Linked DNA regions of Homo sapiens: all the other regions are linked to region 4. Evidence: chromatin contacts called from ENCODE Hi-C or POLR2A ChIA-PET data. All regions are on one chromosome and are shown on one strand. The core of a region is the stretch at or near the end of the contact, and the rest is flanking DNA. Distances in the headings are between cores, read along the strand shown.

Region 1 (4,229 bases), core at 651-3,150, 2.6 Mb before region 4:
CTAGCCCAGGTAGTTGTTTTCTTACTTGTGTCTTTGATAGGCCCCCTTTTATACTGCATCTACCATTGATCTGTATTTGGAACAGAATATGATGTTACAACACCATCTTAATTGGAAGTCTATCAATTACTTAGACTATAATTGATAATATCTAAATTCCAGAAGTTTTGAATGTGAGTGAAGTCACCGAAAGTAGATACATGGGTCATATTTGGATGACAATTGGACTACATAGCTAAATAATCAGAAGGTTTCTGTTTCATGATTAAAACAATTCAGCTTAAATTTGTAAGTTTATTGATGTGACTTCAGGATGATCATCTTTTGAGCAAGTGTATAGCTAGATAAATCAATTATAGTCACAAGGAACTGGAGATGGAGCTGTTTTTATTTAAGAAATGGGCAACAATTTCTTATTCACAGACAATGAACTCAATAAAGAATTGTTTTTTATATCAAGAAATAGGTAACAAGCTGGTACAGAAACACATCACTATTGCCTCTTGCTTTCCTCCTTTCTTCCCTAGCAGTGTTGAATCCTGTTAGAGAAGAAGGCTCTCCTCAGACTAGCAGGACCATTATGTAACCCAGCATGCTTCTACAAGCTGCTGGCTCTCTCCTGGAAAAAGCAAACTCCATAAATAGCAGGCACTCAGCAGTTATAGGATAGATCAGGGGGAGTAACCCCATAAAAGCAAATAAACATCCAACACCCCACCTTGGAGAGCCCAGGCTAATACATCAAATACATTTGCCTTTGGGTAAATAAAGATCCACTGGCTGTTCAACCCAATCTCAGTGGTAAGTTTCACCCTGGGGTAATATTTTACTGCTATTGCCCTTGGAGTCAGTAAATATTTGTATGGAAAATATTATGCAACACACTGTTCCTGTTATTCCTACACCACTAGTTTCTAGAACCTAAAACATTTTTGTAAACTTACCTTTATTTTGGCATCAAATCTTTGTCTCTGCTGGTTTTTTTCCAATATAACTCTCAACCTTTGAAAAGTTTATTAAATTTGCAACTTTGAAATGAGGAATAGTATTTCCTTTCACATAAAAACAGACTCTTAATTTTGCAAAGTGGCCAAGACATGTTGTCTGCTCTATTATTCCTAGCTTGGAAGCTCTGTGGGCAAGAGATTGCTGAGGAAGAGAATGTGTAAGAACTCTTGCTGAGGCACAGTGATGAGAGAAAGGGGATACAGTACACAGGCTGATGCATGAATAAACCAGTAAGCTTTCTTCAGTAAATTTAAGAAACAATTTCTAGATTTGTTGCTAAATCTTGTTCTGGTTTGGTGGGCAATGGAAGAGCACTGACTAAACTCAACCCTGCCTTGACCTCCTGGGCAGGTCAAACCAAGGCTGTCATCCTTAGAACTAAAACCCCAAGCACGTCACACTACTCAGGTATGGACATAAGGATTGTTACAAAAGGACTAGACATAATTTGAAGACATGAGTGAAAAATGCAACCTGAAAGCACTACTCAAAAATGAAAGACTGGAGCTTAGGGGACCTCGGTGATCATAAAGTCCAACACCTTTCTTCATTATTCATATTAAGAAACAGGGTCCAGAGAGCTAAGGAACTCACCTGAAATTCCTTGAGAGACGTGGAACTGAGGCTTTATCCCATGTCCCTGATCCATTTCCAATTTTCTTTTGACTTTTGAGAGTTCCTTGCTATCAAGTGTCTCAGGTAAGGATCCTATCTCACATTCTGTTGAACTTCATTTTACCAGTGAGAAGTGAGCCAATGATTACTTTTATGGGAGAGAATTAACTAATGTCATAGTAGCGAAGGTCTCTAAGAGGCAGAGGGCATAGTGTGTGCAAAGGTCCAAATGGCATGAATGAGCAGGAGTGTGGGTCATGGTGCATAATTTACTGTGGCTGCTGAGCAAGTTCCTTAGGGTGAGTCTGAGTGTGTGTGTGTGTGTGTGTCTGTCTCTGTCTCTCTGTCTCTCTCTGTCTCTCTGTGTGTGTGTGTGTCTGTCTCTGTCTCTCTGTCTCTCTCTGTCTCTCTCTGTGTGTGTGTGTGTGTGTGGTAGAGGTGACAGGAGATGTGGTTTAAGAGTTGGATCCAGGGTCACAAAGGCATTTATATGCTGTTATAGGTTGAATTGCCTTCCCACAAAAGATGTGGAAGTTATAACCCCCAGTACTTGTGACTGTGACCTTATTCGGAAATAAGTTCTTTGCAGATGATCAAGAGGAGGTCATTAGAGTAGGCCCTACTCCAATATAAGTGATGTCCTTATGAAAAGGAGAAGTGTGGACACAAAGACACAGAGAAGGAAAACAATATGAAATCACAGGGACAATGCCATTCACAAGCCAAAGAATGCCAGAGGTTACCTGCCAGGAGAAAGCCATGGAACCAAGGCTCTCTCACAGCTCTAAGAAAGAATCAACGCCGCGGACACCTTAATTTTGGACTTCTGGTCTCCAGATCTGGGAGATGATAAATTTCTGTTCTTTAAGCCACTCTGTTTCTGGTGCTTTGTTATGGCAGCCCCGGCAAAAGAAACACATGCCAAAGTAGAGAATGTGGGTTTTAATCCATAGATAAAGGAGTGTTGTTGAAGGTTTCATGCAGAGGCACACACAGTCATTTTGCAACTTAGAAAGATAAAGATCTTTCATAGTCGTGTGTGCACATGGATCAGAGCAGGAAACAGGAGAGTCAAGAGTTCATTTAGAAACTTGTGAAACAGTTCAGGTAAAACATATCTGAATTAAGGCAGTGGCAGTTACACATGATTAGGACAAATTCATCAAGTACTGAAAAGTAAATGGTCAAGAATCTCAAGTTCATATTATCAGAGAACAAAAACCATAAAAGGCCACTTTATGTGATTCCACTCAAAAAAGAAACTCAGGTTTCATGATAAAGTGGGGGAAAATGTTTGATTTAGTCTTGAAAATTTAAATTAAAAATTATAAAATCAAGTTATCTTATCTTGAACATAATTGTGGTTGTAATGCCAACTTTATGCACTAATTCTTAGAATGGCAGAGAATGAATTGTAAATTGTTTCATATTTTGGCTTTCTTTTCTGAAAAAATTATATGATGACACATTATGGCTACCTTCACTTCCAGAGCAAGAGTGGAACAGTTATTTTCACAAAAATAAAACTGAGAGTTTCATCAGTGTTCTTAGGGCCTCTCTTTTCATCCTGTGATATGCAAATCATTCTCATTTGAAGTGCCTTTCATGTTGTTATCATTTTCGTTTTCTCTGTTTTAGTTGTTACTTGGCTAGAAACAGGACAGAACTCTGGTGAAGACTAGCTTCATGTCAATCTGCAGTAAGATTTAAATCTAGAAATAAAATATACCCCAACATATTGGGTTGTATTTTCTTCTTTTTACTCTTCTTTGTTAATGGCTAGCAATATATCATAGCTAGCTGGGTGTGGTCACTCATGCCTATAATCCTAGGGGCTTGGAAGGTTGAGATGAGAGGATGTCTTGAGCCCAGGAGGTCAAGGCTGTAGTGAGCCATGACTGCACCACTGCACTCCAGCTTAGATGACAGAGAAAAACCTAATCTCTAAAAACATTTAAAAATTTTTAAAAATTAGTGATGCACATGGCTCATTCCTGTAATCCCAGCAACTTGGGAGGCTGAGGCAGGAGGATCACTTGACCCCAGAAGTTCAAGGCTGCAGTGAACTGTGATCATACCGTTGCACTCCAGCCTGAGCAACAGAGAGAGACCCTATCTCAAAAAAAAGAAAAAAAAAAAATCACACAGCCAAATTGTAGTCACAATTTTAAGTCTGTGTAAATTCGAAACCATTTTTTTTTAGTCATCTTTCTAGAAAGAGAGTACTGGCTAGAGTAGACAAAGGGGATGGCTAGTGGAGGGACTGGAAATCAGGAGACCAGCTCTACTAGTAGCATAATATGTGGGCTCCCACAGCCTCCATTTGGCCATCCAGAAAAGGCAGAATTTGGACTAGATGACATCTCATGAGAAATACTCCATGTTTGGGCTTTATGTTGTAGTATGCAATTTATTTAGTGTATGCTCATGGAGAAGTCATCAATTACCTAAAAATCCTAAATTTCAGTTTTCATATACAGAAAACAAGAGCCTTTATTCATTATATATTTATTAGCACATTTCTGAAAGAATGTGAAGCCATTAATAAGAATAGTACTAGCTACTTTTCACCAAAAAGAGACTTAGGGCAGTGATTTTCAAATTGT
Region 2 (4,593 bases), core at 694-3,193, 2.4 Mb after region 4:
AGATTAAGAATATCTGCTCTAAAATGTCTAGTAAAATAATGAACCCATAGGAGGTAGAGTCAACAGCTTCTCAAGGTGAGAGAGGGGTATTAAAAGTCACACGGCCGAGAGCGATGCCTCACGCCCGTTAACCCCCCACAACTTTGGGAGGCCGAGGCGGGTGGATCGCTCAAGCCCAGGAGTTCGAGACCAGCCTGGGCAACATGAAACCCCGTCTCTACCAAAAATACAAAAAAAAAAAAAAAAAAAGAAAGAAAAAGAAAAGAAAAAACAAAAACCCTAAAAAACAAAACAGAACAAAACAAAACTTAGCCGGACGTGATGGCGCGCGTCTGTGATCCCAGCTACTTGGGAGGCTCGCTTTAGCCCGGGTGGGGGGCAGAGGTGAGCCGAGATAGCGTCACTGCACTACAGCCTGGGTGACAAACATCGTCTCAAAAATACAAACAAAAAAAGTCACTCATTAACAAAATACCCCTAAAACCTCCTTAAATATTCCATAAACTTAAAATACGCAGTACTACGGTTTGAGGTTTACGGCTCTAAAAGGAATTCTAATGCAAGTCTAAAAACCCCTAGAACAAAAATCGTACGCATGTAGACATCGTATTTACGGTAACTAGCATAAATTTCCATAGCAATGAAAAGGAATGTTAAAGTGTTCCTCCTTTCTCAACAGGACTTTACTTCCTTTTTAGCTATTAGACCTCCACCTTATTATACGTTAACTGAAGCGTTGTGAAAATTTAAAGAGCTGCCTTCCACTGGGAGTCAGTCTAACCTTACCCAAAACTCATGTCAATCGAAAACCAATTAATAAAAAGAAATTCAACTTTCAAGTCATTGTTAAACACTGCAACTAATCAAACAATTACTGCATTTAAAAAATGACGTCGAGGCAATGGGACTTACAAATGCAAACGGCGTCAACACTGCATTCAGATCATTTTTATTTACTTTTTACGAGCAACTGCAAAGCGAGAGCTCACTCACATTACCATAGGATCTCGGCACTGCGCCCAAGAATAGCAGAGTGATGCCTCCAGGCAACACAAAGCGGAGGAAAACGCTCATCTCACTTTTTTTTTTCTGTCCCCACCCACCACTCTGTGGTATGCGGAGGGCCCCGGCAACCTTCTGGTCGTCGTGGAAGGGGGCGCTGCATCTGCCCGTAAGCTGTGCCTCCATACGGGACCGAGACGCCGGCGGCCATGATGGCGCCGCCATCTTGCAACGGCCATTTTACAACGCACTTCTCCCGCCCCGTGGCGCCAAACCCACCCCCATCCGCAGCTGAGTTGCCACCGAACGCAACCACCCCGGGGCTCCAGGAAGCACCGAAAAACCCGTCGTAGCTGCCCAAGCGGCCGGGCGCGCCGCAGGACCGCCCGAAACAGCCACCGCCCCTCCCCCCCCGCCGCCACATCACTTCCCCTAACCGCCGCCATGGCGCTCCCGTCGCCTCCCTACAATAGGCTGCTCTCTCCGCGCCCTCTTCCTCAGAACAATAACAAACACTTGACGAGGGTGTGCCACGCGCCAAACGCTCTCTCTCCCACTCTAACGCCTGCGCAGCACTCTCGCTTCACAAAGCGCTTTCTCACAATGACGCACCGGAATTGCCATCCGCAATGCGCTTTCCCCGCACAAAGCACTGACCGCCGCCTTCTCAGGGCGCAGCCCGCGCCGCCCCCGGCCCTCAAGCCTCAATCACCTCGAGCCCGCCTCTATCTCCTGCGCCGTTAGGTGCCTTTTTCCCAAAGGCGCACACTCACCCTCCTGGAATTTAGGCTTCGGGTCCTGCTTCGGCGCCATTTATAAGTGATTCGCCGCCTCCTCCTTCTCCCACCACCCCCGACTACCGCCCCCTACTCTCTACCCCACCCAACTCCGCGTCAGACGCGCCGTCAGGCACTGCCAGCTCTACATCCTGGGCCGGATTTGCCAGCGCCCGCAGACCTCACAGCACCGCGACCCGCGCAGCCGCTGCTCCAGCCAACGACAGCCCGCCGCGCACGCGCCCCTGCGCCCGCGCCGCCCCAGGGCACGCCGGGACTGGTAGTTCGGAGTCGGTGGAGGCGCCCCCCCCCCCCCCCCGGGTGGGGGAGGGGCCGGCTACCCTACCCCACCCCACCCCCGCTTCTCTCTCCATGCCCCCGGCTGCTGCGGGTTGGTAAAGCGGGGATTTGATTTCGTGGGAGGTTAAGGCGGAGCTGGCGATGGGGGAGAGTGGGGGTGGTGAGCCACCAGTGATAATAGAATGGGAAAGGCCCAGTTGCGACGTCCCTTGGGCAAATAAGCCCCCGTTGATGTTGAAGTAGTCGGAGAGAATAGGGCTGGCTCGGAAACCTACATTCAATAGCATTCCGCTAGTTTTTGCATAGAAAGGCTTTAGGATCAGCAAGAGGGTGGGAACTGGGGTCCGCTTCTGGAAGCTTCGTTGTTTAGCAACCCCACTGCGGAGCCTATTTGGTGGGATTGATAGCCATTTGTTGGCTCCTAGGTCTACCTCCTCTTCTCCAGCCCAGCCTTGCGGAAATGAGGATGATGACGTGGGAAACACTAGTCACGCTTTAGCTTTTTGAGATAATGGAGCTCTGCTTTCTGAAAAAGGCTAGTGTGAATATGTCAACGTCTGTATTCCGTACCTGCCCTGTTTGTGCTTCTTGTCACTCTAAACAAACGGATTTCTTCAATATTATACCTTTTTTTTTTTTTCTGAGATGGAGTGTCGCTCCGTTGCCCAGACTGGAGTGCAGTGGCGCGATCTCTGCTTACTGCAGCCTTCGCCTCCCAGGTTCAATCGATTCTCCTGCCTCAGCCTCCGGAGTAGCTGGGATTACAGGCATGTGCCACCACGCCCAGCTAATTTTTGTATTTTTAGTAGATACTGGGTTTCACCATGTTGGCCAGGCTGGTCTGGAACTCCTGACCTCGTGATCCGCCCGGTTTGGCCTTCCAAAGTTCTGGGATTACAGGCGTGAGCCACCGTGCCTGGCCTAAACAAACGGATTTATGTCGTTCCCTGTTCAAAAACAACTTTGTTGGCTAAGCTGCAAAATAGCACCATTTCCGTCAGTTTATTGTGAGAATTACATATACGGGCTTAGCGCGGTACCCAACAATGAATAAGTGCTCAATGAACTTTAGACGATAAATCTCAAAGTCCTTAGCCTGGTATTTAAATCCTTCCACAAACAGCCCTTAGCCTACCTGCATCCCCTATGTAAACCTTTATCCTCCTACGCAAACCTTTGTCTCCATGACTTTTCTTTTTTTTTTTTTTCTTTCTGAGACGGAGTTTCCCTCTTATTAACCAGGCTGTAGTGCAAAGGCGCGATCTCAGCTCACTGCAACCTCTGCCTCCCAGGTTCAAGCGATTCTCCTGCCTCAGCCTCCCGAGTAGCTGGGATTACAGGCATGTGACACCACACCGGGCTAATTTTTGTGTTTTTGTAGAGATGGGGTTTCTTCATGTTAGTCAGGCTGGTCTTGAACTCCCGACCTTAGGTGACCCGCTGGCCTCGGCCTCCCAGAGTGCTGGGATTACAGGCGTGAGCCACTGCGCCCAGCCTGTCTCCATGGCTTTTCTAAGCCCTCCCCTGCCCGGGTTCCACACCCCACCAATTCCGGGCCCCTCTCCATTTATCTGACTTCCATTTCTCCTTCAGTCTTTTTAACACAACCCCTTCTCTGACAACAGAAACCCACAAAAACCTTCCTTATTCCAGTTGAATATACACCATCTTGTCACGACTACTTCTCGCAAGCTTGTCCAACCTGTCTTATTTTGTTGTTGTTTTGTTTTGTTTTGTTTAGGCTTTTAGCACCCTGAAGCCATGGTTTTTAGTTTCAGTCTCTAGTGATAAGTGGAAAAGGGGGATGAGGAAGGGGCTTTACTGGCCCAACCAGAAACAGAAACTAAGAACCCATGACTGTATTCACTCCCTTGGACACCATTGCTAAATTGTAAAAAGGGACAAGGGCTTCTTTGGACCCCACCCCACCAAAACTGTCCTGTACACTTTTAAATTTTTTATTGAATATAAAATACGTACTTTTTTTAAATTATTTTTTTGAGACAGTCTCGCTCCGTAGCCAGGCTGGAGTGCAGTGGCACAGTCTCAGCTCACTGCAACCTCTGCCTCTTGGGTTCAAGCGATTCCCCTGCCTCAGCCTCCTGAGTTGCTGGGACTCGGTGTGCCATCACGCCCAGCTACTTTTTTGTATCTTAGTGGAGATGGGGTTTCACCATGTTGGCCAGGATGGTCTCGATCTCCTGACCTTATGATCCTCCTGCCTTGGCCTACCAAAGTGCTGGGATTACAGGCATGAGCCACTGCGCCCAGCCAATTTTTTGTTGTTGTTGTTGTTATGAGACCAAGTCTCACTCTGTCACCCAGGCTAGAGTGCAGTGGTGCAGTCTCAGCTCACTGCAGCCTCCACCTCCTAGATTGAAGCGATTCTTCTGCCTCAGCCTCCCAAGTAGCTGGGTTTACAGGCGCATACCACTATGGCCGGCTAATTTTTGTATATTTAGTAGGGATGGGGTTTCACCATGTTGGCCAGGCTGTTCTCGAACTCCTGACCTCA
Region 3 (4,587 bases), core at 324-2,823, 2.4 Mb after region 4:
TTTGAGGCTACGGCACAGGCTGGTCTGAATCACCCTCTCCTCACCCAAAGCAGTGACAGCACCGGCCTCCTCAGCCTGGAACGCACGTTCTTCTGTCTGTCTCACACCCAGACCCTTACATACCATCTTCTTTAGCTTTGCAAACTACAGAGAATGGCCCTACAGCTCTTAATGTAGCTTCCTCAGCAGAAAGACTAAAATGTCTGTTGAGGGGGCAAAACAATTCACAAGGAGGTCGTCTAGCTTCTTCAGTTGTAAGTCCACTCCAAGCAAAAGGGAAGCCAGGGAAATGTGGTTAACCAGGGCAGGGAGACGTGGGGAGTGTGGGGGAAAGTCTGAGGTGGAGACACACAGGGACATGGGGGGTATGAGGTGGGGACAGGCAGGGAGATGGGGGTGCAAGGTGGAGACACGCAGGGACATGAGGGGGTGTGAGGTGGGGACAGGCAGGAAGATGGGAGGTGCAAGGCGGGGACAGGCAGGGACATAGGGGTGTGAGGTGGGGAAATGCAGGAAGATGGGGGGATGTGAGGTGGGGACTGGCAGGGATATGGGGGTGTGAGGTGGGGACAGGCAGAGACATGGGGGTGTGAGGTGGGGACAGGCAGGGACATAGGGGTATGGTGGGGATAGGCAGGGAGATGGGGGGTGCGAGGTGGGGACAGGAAGGGACATAAGGCTGTGAGGTGGAGACAGGCAGGGACATGGGGGGTGTGAGGTGGGGACAGGCAGGGAGATGGGGGGTGCGAGGTGGGGACAAGCAGGGACATGGGGAGTGCGAGGTGGGGACAGGCAGGGACGTGGGGCGTGCGAGGTGGGGACAGGCAGGGACATAAGGGTGTGAGGTGGAGACAGGCAGGGACATGGGGAGTCTGAGGTGGGGACAGGCAGGGAGATGGGGGGTGTGAGTTGGGGACAGGCAGGGAGATGGGGGGGTGCGAGGTGGGGATAAGCAGGGACATGGGGGTGCGAGGTGGGGACAGGCAGGGACATGGGGGTGGGAGGTGGGGACAGGCAGGGACATAGGGGGTGGGAGGTGGGCACATTCAGGGAGATGGGGGTGTGAGGTGGAGACAGGCAGGGACATAGGGGGAGCGAGGTGGGGACAGGCAGGGAGATGGAGGGTGCAAGGTGAAGACAGGCAGGGACATGGTGTGAGGTGGGGACAGGAAGGGACATGAGGGGTGCGAGTTGGGGATAGGCAGGGAGATGGGGGGGTGCGAGGTGGGGACACGCAGGGAGATGGGGGACGTGGGGATGGCGACAGGCTGGGAGAGGGAGAGGCCAGGCTGAGACCTCCCCGCGCGGTGCCAGCCAGTCCAGGCAGATCCAGGACTCAGCCAGGCCTGATACCCAGATAAGCCCTTCCTCCCAGAGGAGATAAGGGAGCGACGCGGCCGGCCGACAGGTGAACTAGAGCTGGCGAGTTAGTCGGCGCCGCCCCCTCCCGCGAGCCCGGCCTCGGGGGAGTACCGCCCACCCCGCCCCGCGCTCGCTCCGCCCCGCGCTCGCTCCGCCCCTTCGCGCTCCCGCCGCTCCTCCACGCTCGTGCCGCTCCCCCCCCGCGCTCCCAGTTGACGCTCTGGGCCGCCACCTCCGCGGACCCTGAGCGCAAGAGCCAAGCCGCCAGCGCTGCGATGTGGGCCACGCTGCCGCTGCTCTGCGCCGGGGCCTGGCTCCTGGGAGTCCCCGTCTGCGGTGCCGCCGAACTGTGCGTGAACTCCTTAGGTACGCAGAGGGCGCGCCGCCCGAGAGGGTGCTAGCAGGCCCTAGAGTGGACGCTGGGAGAACTTGGCCAGGGGCGCACTGGGCTCCGGAGGAACGGGGCAGAGCTTTCCCCGGTGAGAGGCCAGGAACTCTGCGTGCTGGCACGGGGAGGGGTAAACTGCATTATAGGCGGGGGTTCTCGGAGGGTGGGCGGCTTGTAGGACCAGAGGAGCAGATGGGCTGAGTGTCCAGGGTCCCACCTAGCCAGGTGGCTCTCCAGCCTAGAATACCAAAGGAGCCCGCAGCTCCTTCCGCCTTCCTCAACTGGGGACACAGAGTGTCACACAGAGGACTCTGATCTGTCCCTGCCAGAGGTGAGCAAGGACGTCCCAGCCTTCTCTAGCAGCTTCCCCCGGGACTTGGCACACAGGGGATCCCCGTAGTGTCTTGGGAGTCCCATCTGTAGAGTAGGTTGGACGGGCTGTTTGGAACAGTGAATCCCTGTGCAACGGCACCAGGGAAAGCACTCAGACCAACAGCGCTTTTAACAGCACCCCAGGGCCCATGGCGTCAGGTGGAGCCCCAGGACTCCTCTTGTTGGCCAGATTGGCTGCGACTGGTCCAGCTTCGTGCTGCCCTTGCATCCTGTCTACTGCCCGGGCTCAGGCACCTCCCCTGGCTGAAGGCAAGGAGCCTGCTCTTCCCTACTGCCTCCCTCCTTTCCTACTGTCCCTGGTCCCAGCCTCAGCCCACAGGCTCTGAACTTAAAGACCACCTGCCCCCTTCACCGAGAAAAGTAGCCAAGAAACAACCCAAGGAGCCAAGAACCTAGGGAGGGGGGGTGCCCTGAGCTCTGGAGGAACGGGACAGGGCTTTCCCCCAGCTAGAGGCTCAGGGGATGGGACAGAGATCACTGAGGCTGAATCTGGGCCAGAGGGTTGCCTCATTCCTTCCCACCTATTTATTTAAAAAGCTCCCCAGCCTTGCAAACCTCAGTGGGCGCCCAGCTCCAGGTCAGTTCCCGCCTAAGGAAAACCTAGCTGCCGCAAGCGAGGGCTGCCTGGAGAAGGCTGGCGCTGAGAGGCTGTCTGAATTCCAGAGCAGGGCTTGGCAAACTTTTTCTGTGAAAGACCAGACGGTAAATAACTTAGGCTTTATGGTGGTCTCTGTAGCAACTACTAACTCTGCCATGGTAGTGTGATAGCAACCATAGATTGTATGTAAGTGAGTCAGTGTAACTGGGTTCTAATAAATGATTTTTATGGCCACTGAAATTTCAGTTTCAAGGGATTTTTGGGTGCTACGAAATATGTTTCTTCTAACCATTTAAAATTGTAAGAAACCGTTTGTAGCCCAGGAGCTGTACTAAAACAGGAGTCAGGGACCGGCTGCGGTGGCTCACACCTGTAATCTCAGCAATTTGGGAGACCGAGGCAGTCGGATCACTTTAGGTCAGGAGTTCGAGAGCAGCCTGGCCAACATGGTGAAACCCTGTCTCTACTAAAAATACAAAAATTAGCTGGGTGTGGTAGCCAGGTGCCTGTAATCCCAGGTACTCAGGAGGCTGGGGCAGGAGAATCGCTTGAAACTGAGAGGTGGCGATCACTCCAGCCTGGGTGACAGAGTAAGACTCCATCTAAAACAAACAAACAAACAAACAGGGGAATACTGTACTTTCCTGAAACCTGCTGTAAATCCAGGCAAGGTATTATGGCACTTTTAAAGTCCTGACTAGATTGGAATGGATCTATTTTAGGGTAAGGCACGGTTCACCAGCAGATTATTCTGGCCCCAGAATAATCTCTCCAGAGGCAAACTGGTAGTCAATTGTCCTAAACTCAAACCCTGCCTCCAACTCTTGTCCTGAGTTGAGGTCTGTCTTCCTCTAAAGCCCTCAGCTGCAGCAGGGCCCTTAATCAAGATCTGGAATCCCCTGAAACCCTAAAGGGAGCCATGTTGAGGAAATGTGCATTTTCCCCAGGGAAAACGGCCATAGATTGGTCTCTGGAACAGGTTCGAGACCCAAAAACGGAGATCTAAATGCTGTGTGGTAGTGATCTTCACACTGGAGGTATGGATCCTTGGGGAAACAGGAAGATATTTCAAGTGATGCCGGCAGAGAGTGTTCTGGAAATCCATTTACAGACCTTTTATTTCCAAGTGTCCTCTTTGCTAAAACTGGGAGAGAGCCCCTGAAGGCAAGGGGGAACCTCTTTCCTCTCATTCAATCTGAACCTGAACCCATGGGTATAAAAACAATAGGGACAGCAAACAAAAAGACAAAACGGTAATAAATCGTTCATATCTGGCATTCTCAATTCCTCAAGGAAACTGAATTGAAGAGGAGAGGACTTCATGGGGATATCAACTGATGAGGTCTTAAAAATAATGTTGAGTGAGGCCAGGCGTGGGGGCTCACGCCTGTGATCCCAGCACTTTGGTAGGCCAAGGTGGGTGGATCACCTGAGGTCAGAAGTTTCAGACCAGATTGGCTAACATGGTGAAACCCCATCTCTACTAAAAATATAAAAATTAGCCGGGCGTGGTGGTGGGCACCTGTAATCCCAGCTACTTGGGAGGCTGAGATAGAATTGCTTGAACCAGGGAGGTGGAGGTTGCAGTGAGCTGATATCGTGCCACTGCCCTCCAGCCTGGGCAACAGAGCCAGCCTCCTTCTCAAAAAAAAAAAAAAAAAAGAAGGAAAGAAAGGGAGGGAGGGAGGGCTGAGTGATAGAGCACCATGGGATTGGATGCACAGAAAGGAGTGCGAAGAATTAAGTGGCATTGCTCTTAAAAACTGCCTCCATTCCCAGCTGCTTATTTGAGCAGGGTTTCCCAGCCCTTTGACCTATAAGAAACAAAAATAAGACCAGAATTAAT
Region 4 (4,260 bases), core at 751-3,250:
TCCTAGCCTGGATCATTCTAGTGCCAAAAGCCTACGGAGGCCTGGGGCAGCACCTAGAGGGTGCAGGACCCATGAGCCTGAGCTCATTTGACTGCTGGCCCCAGCTCAGCCTGGCCACTTCCTCCCCACACCCCTTTGGGTCATGCTCAGAAAACATATGGGAAGTGAGACTTTCAGAATGACTTGACTGAAGCGTGGGGGACTTGTGAGCCCTGGGATCAGCCACCTCTCCATGCACAGTGGAAATAATGAAAGCTCCAGGTGAGAGCTCTTGTAACCCACATTGTTTACAATGGACAGCATCCCACAACAGACACATGCCAGGACAGCAGCACATGGAATGTGGAAACAGCACTGAACTTGAACTTGGAGACAGAAAACCCAGGTTCTGTAACCTTGATTGAGCCTTACCTTTCTCATTTATAAAATGACAAAAGAAGATGCAAGAAGTCAATCTACTGAAAGTGGTTCACAAGCTAAAAGGCTCTCTTCAAATGGAAGGTCTTACTGTGGTCAAGTGCTACAGTGTCCCACCATCACAGGACGCAACCTGGGTCTGATGTGAGCAGGCTACTCAAGCTACTTCCCCTCTGGCCCAACTAAGGTGGCCACACAGCCATAATAAGCCATTGGTTACTGCAGATGCTTACAAAGGAAACCTACCTTTAATGTTGCTTCATCCAGAACCTTCACCTCCTCGATGAGTTTTTTTAATTCTTCTGAGCTCAGCAGGGAGATAACGGACTGACCAGACTGAAGGGAACTGTGGTCCCCATCATCGTCTTCCTTGGCTTCCGTGAGACCCTCTGTATATTCTCTCAGCTCTGAAAGGCTTTCATAAGGAGAAACAACACACAGTATGAACAACAATATTAAAAAGAGGTAACAGTGATTGTATAATTACTATGTCCCAGGTGTGGTGCCAAGCACTTATGTGCATATTATTTGATGCAACAAATCTATGAGTAGATACTAGCATACCTTCACTCTACAGATATTTCCCAGCAGTGTAAGAATAATAAATAAAACTAATAAATGCAGAGCTACTTTGATCAGAGGGAAGACCAAGCCCCAGCCCTACAGCAGGGACCCTATGGCACGTCTGACATCCTCTTGGTTCTGCATAGAAGGTCTCATCCATCTCCTAATTTCAACTGACAAGGAATCTGAGGGTGAGCATGGAAAGAACCTGCTCATAGTCAGAATCAGTGCCTAAGCTGAGACTAGGACCCAGACATCCTAACTCCCTGACGAGGGAGTTGAACCCACGTGCAGAGTACAAGTGGATTCCATTTGGAGAGTAAGAATTCCTGATGGATAATTTCCTGGCCTCATTCTGGTCTTTCTGAGTAACCGCAGGACATTTCAGATGTGCATCAACCTTCCAAATCTCCACAGGCGTATGTCAGCCCTCATGAGCAATTCACCAGGGAGCCAGTCCCACCTCCTACCTCCCAGCCCTCCTGAAGCCAGATGTTGTGAAAACTCCTCCTTAATGTGAAAGGCAGAGGTGTAATACCTACAGACAGACACACACACACTCAGACATCTGCACACACATGGAAAGAAAGAGGCAGAACAATTCTTTAATCAATATATCTGGGAATTTTTTAAATTATATATAGGATTATTTTTAAAAATAAAGATGAGAAAGAAAAAGATGAGAAAGGTAAAGAGAAACACCGGGTGTAGAAACTCACTTGAGCGAGAACCCTGTGTCCAAGGCAGATGTTTCAGCAGAACCATTTGCAGCTGAGTCTTCGTTGGATGATGATGTTGGAGATGCCCCTTCCTTGGGGATGCAGGGAGTCTGGGCACAGGAGATAGAAGATGGAAGGCACAGCAAGGATTTCATGACAGCCGATGACACTTGGCTGCTGATAGAATAGAGTTTGCTGGTCTTTTCGTCAAGTAGCTTCGTCTCACAGGACTGGGACCTGGTCAGGGGGAAGCTCCGTGCTCGCTGGCTAGGCATCTTGAGCACTGGGCCTTGAGATTCCTCAGCCTGTGTTGACAGCAGCCTTAGGAGCGGGTCCGGGCCAGGGGGGAGAGTTTTCTGATTGGGCTGCCGCCCTGGGGGAGGGGACTCAGACACACCTGGGTCTCTGGCCTCGGAGGCTGCAGGGGACCCCGAGGACAGTACTTGCTCAGGCTGCTGGGGCACAAGAGTGGGTGCAGCCCCTCGCCCCAAGAGTCCAGAAAACCGTCCTTCCTCATGCTTCCCAAGAGGTTTTGCTGCCTCCCCAGAGGAGGGCTGGAGGCTCAGTCTCTGGGCTCCTTTGTCAGGCAGTTGAGAGGAGCCAAAGGTTTCAAAGGAGCTGATTCTCTGCCTGATGGAGGAGGAGGAGGAGGAGGCCCGGATGTGTGATCCTAGGTGCTCCCTGGAAGCAGGTGCTGGCTGGGTGGACAAGGCAGGATCAGGGAGCCCTCTTGGGTCTGAAGCACGATTCCTCAAACCTTTCAAGCTTTGGCGAAACCAGGCTGGCTTGGGAGCCACAGGAGGACCTTTCTTCACAGTGCTGCTGTCTGCTGACTTGTAAACTTTGGGAGTGCCATTGGCGGTGTCCAGCTTTGGTGGGGTCCCATCTGGGTGGCCCTGTGTCCCTTCTTCTTCATTCAGGCTGGCATTGGGCTGTAGAGGCATGTGGCCATGGTTCTCACTCATGATGGGGCTAAATAAGTTTTTGATGCAGTCAGAAATCCTAACCCAAGGGTCTTCGGCTGTGGTATCAAAGCTATAGTCCATCCGAGCCTGCCTCTTAAGCAGTGGGTGTTTTATCGGGGATGTTTGGGTCACTACAGTGCAGAAACAAGGCCAAAGCTGTGCATTACATCATACAGTGACTTTTCTTCCTAAATTCTAGTTTCCAAGCTGAACAGCAAGAAGGATTCAAGAGGAGGAGATTAGCAGAAGTGGGGGACACCCAGGTGGGTGAACTCCAGGTGCTATTACCTGACTGAGCTGCCAACAGGCAGGAGTGAAGGACCAGAAGTAGGAGTTAATCTCACAGTATCCTAGTGTTTTAGGCCTGGAAGGGTGCTCAGAGAATATCTGGGCCGACCTCTGGCATATTACATTTCAAGAAGGGTAAGGGGCCATCTGATGGCAGTGCTCAGGCAAGACCCTGTGTCTCCTGACTCTTGAAGTTCATGTCCTTTCTACTGCACTAAGGAGCCTCCAAGATACCATGTTAAATGTGTAAAAGCCAAAGCAGTTCTCCTGCCGTTTAAACTTTTAAGACAAAGGTCATGAGTTGGCAGCTGTTTGTGCTTTGACCTACCCGTGTCATTAAAAACAAGGTGCCTGTGCACAGCTTCTGATGGGGCCACTTCGGCTTCCCACAGCTCTTCACGCTCCCTCTCACCCAGCCAGCATTTCCCATGTATGTACCTGCCTGGCCCTGAAGCCGTGTGTTTGCTGCTCTGCCTATACACAGGTCATTGATCAGCTTGCTCTCGGCAAAGGAGTGTTTTCCCTCCCTCAAAAGCTGATGAAAAGGTTCCAGGTAGAAAGGAATCTGTGAAGTAGGATTCTCCACCTTGGCTACATACTGGAATCTGGAGGGCCCTGAAAAATACTGACGCCCACCCCTAGGTACTGACTGAAGATACCTGGGATGCAGCCTGGGTGTTGGGAATGTGATGAGCAGGGGATTGCAATGTGCAACCTGCTCTGTGCCAGCCAGGACCTCAGGCATGCCCTGGAGCACATAGGAGTCTTTCTCAGAAGCCAGCATTGAACCAGCATCATATCTGCATGGGTAAGGGAGAGGGTGTCCTGGCTCTCTTTCCCAGGGGCAGAGGGAGGCTGGCCTGTGTGCCTTGGGGGATGCTTGCTACTGGAACGCAACCCAGTTGAAGGAACTCTGATCCCTCCTGTCCCTTGTCTCAATGCCAGGTTTCAAAAGAAGTGAATCATGGAGCATTACACCTTGATGATATCAAAGAGAAATTCTGCACAATCTAAGAGACTGGCCTTGGGCAAGTGAGCCCAGGCCTCCAGCCTGTTTCTGCATTTTTGAATGGCTTGGCTGTAAGGTGCTGTTGTGAGAATCAGGAGGCAGAGGTTCCACAGGCAAGCCCTTTGCAGATTGGAGTGACAACCTCCTGTCAGTTAAACACTGAGGCGTTTGCTTTTGCTAGAATGTTCCTCAATTAGGGTGACTAAGGGAGAGGAGCCTCCACCCACAGGGCCTCTGCTCTGGGTGAGATGTGCTAGATCTTTCCAAAATGTCCCTTAGCCCTCCAAAAGTCTTTCAT

What was found. Hi-C counts contacts between places; a loop is a spot of excess contacts on that map. ChIA-PET counts read pairs that join two places held with the same protein, here RNA polymerase II (POLR2A). Pooled maps may share reads with other maps.
Region 1: a loop to region 4 is called in a pooled map, with 13 times the contacts of the local background. The contact joins two enhancer-like sites. A Hi-C loop is called at or near these places in 4 of 37 single-sample maps with no recorded cell type and 6 of 50 pooled maps.
Region 2: a loop to region 4 is called in a map of CD8-positive, alpha-beta T cell, with 8 times the contacts of the local background. The contact joins the promoter of MORF4L1 here to the enhancer-like site in region 4. A Hi-C loop is called at or near these places in 1 of 168 maps with a recorded cell type or tissue (CD8-positive, alpha-beta T cell) and 10 of 50 pooled maps. POLR2A ChIA-PET finds 5 or more read pairs at or near these places in 2 of 52 experiments (CD4-positive, alpha-beta T cell and IMR-90).
Region 3: a map with no recorded cell type shows a loop between it and region 4 (7-fold over the local background). The contact joins the promoter of CTSH here to the enhancer-like site in region 4. A Hi-C loop is called at or near these places in 2 of 37 single-sample maps with no recorded cell type and 4 of 50 pooled maps.

The regions. Positions count from the first base shown.
Region 1 is chr15:83,927,507-83,931,735 of GRCh38, reverse strand. All of the region lies in intron 17 of ADAMTSL3 (ADAMTS like 3), which reads right to left. Among named protein-coding and RNA genes, the nearest start is that of ADAMTSL3, 280 kb to the right of the region's middle. RefSeq lists enhancers at 3,178-3,377, 3,398-3,567. Within about 2 kb of position 1,900, at least 2 of the 41 ENCODE cell types and tissues checked have a DNase peak (open chromatin) inside an H3K27ac peak, as active enhancers do.
Region 2 is chr15:78,870,240-78,874,832 of GRCh38, reverse strand. MORF4L1 (mortality factor 4 like 1) reads right to left here and starts at 1,943. Exons shown (of 12, transcript NM_006791.4): 1 at 1,776-1,943. The coding sequence starts at 1,815. RefSeq lists silencers at 331-440, 1,442-1,501, 1,912-2,171 and enhancers at 1,092-1,331, 725-1,356.
Region 3 is chr15:78,942,032-78,946,618 of GRCh38, reverse strand. It overlaps CTSH (cathepsin H), which reads left to right and starts at 1,573. Exons shown (of 12, transcript NM_004390.5): 1 at 1,573-1,728. The coding sequence starts at 1,638. RefSeq lists silencers at 1,371-1,720, 2,158-2,452 and enhancers at 1,303-1,841, 1,842-2,380, 2,841-2,890, 3,321-3,370.
Region 4 is chr15:81,297,916-81,302,175 of GRCh38, reverse strand. IL16 (interleukin 16) reads right to left here. Exons shown (of 19, transcript NM_172217.5): 14 at 1,701-2,796; 15 at 664-832. Among named protein-coding and RNA genes, the nearest start is that of STARD5, 24 kb to the left of the region's middle. RefSeq lists enhancers at 281-370, 3,436-3,485, 3,659-3,708. Within about 2 kb of position 2,000, at least 7 of the 41 ENCODE cell types and tissues checked have a DNase peak (open chromatin) inside an H3K27ac peak, as active enhancers do; they include CD8-positive, alpha-beta T cell, where a contact is called at or near this core.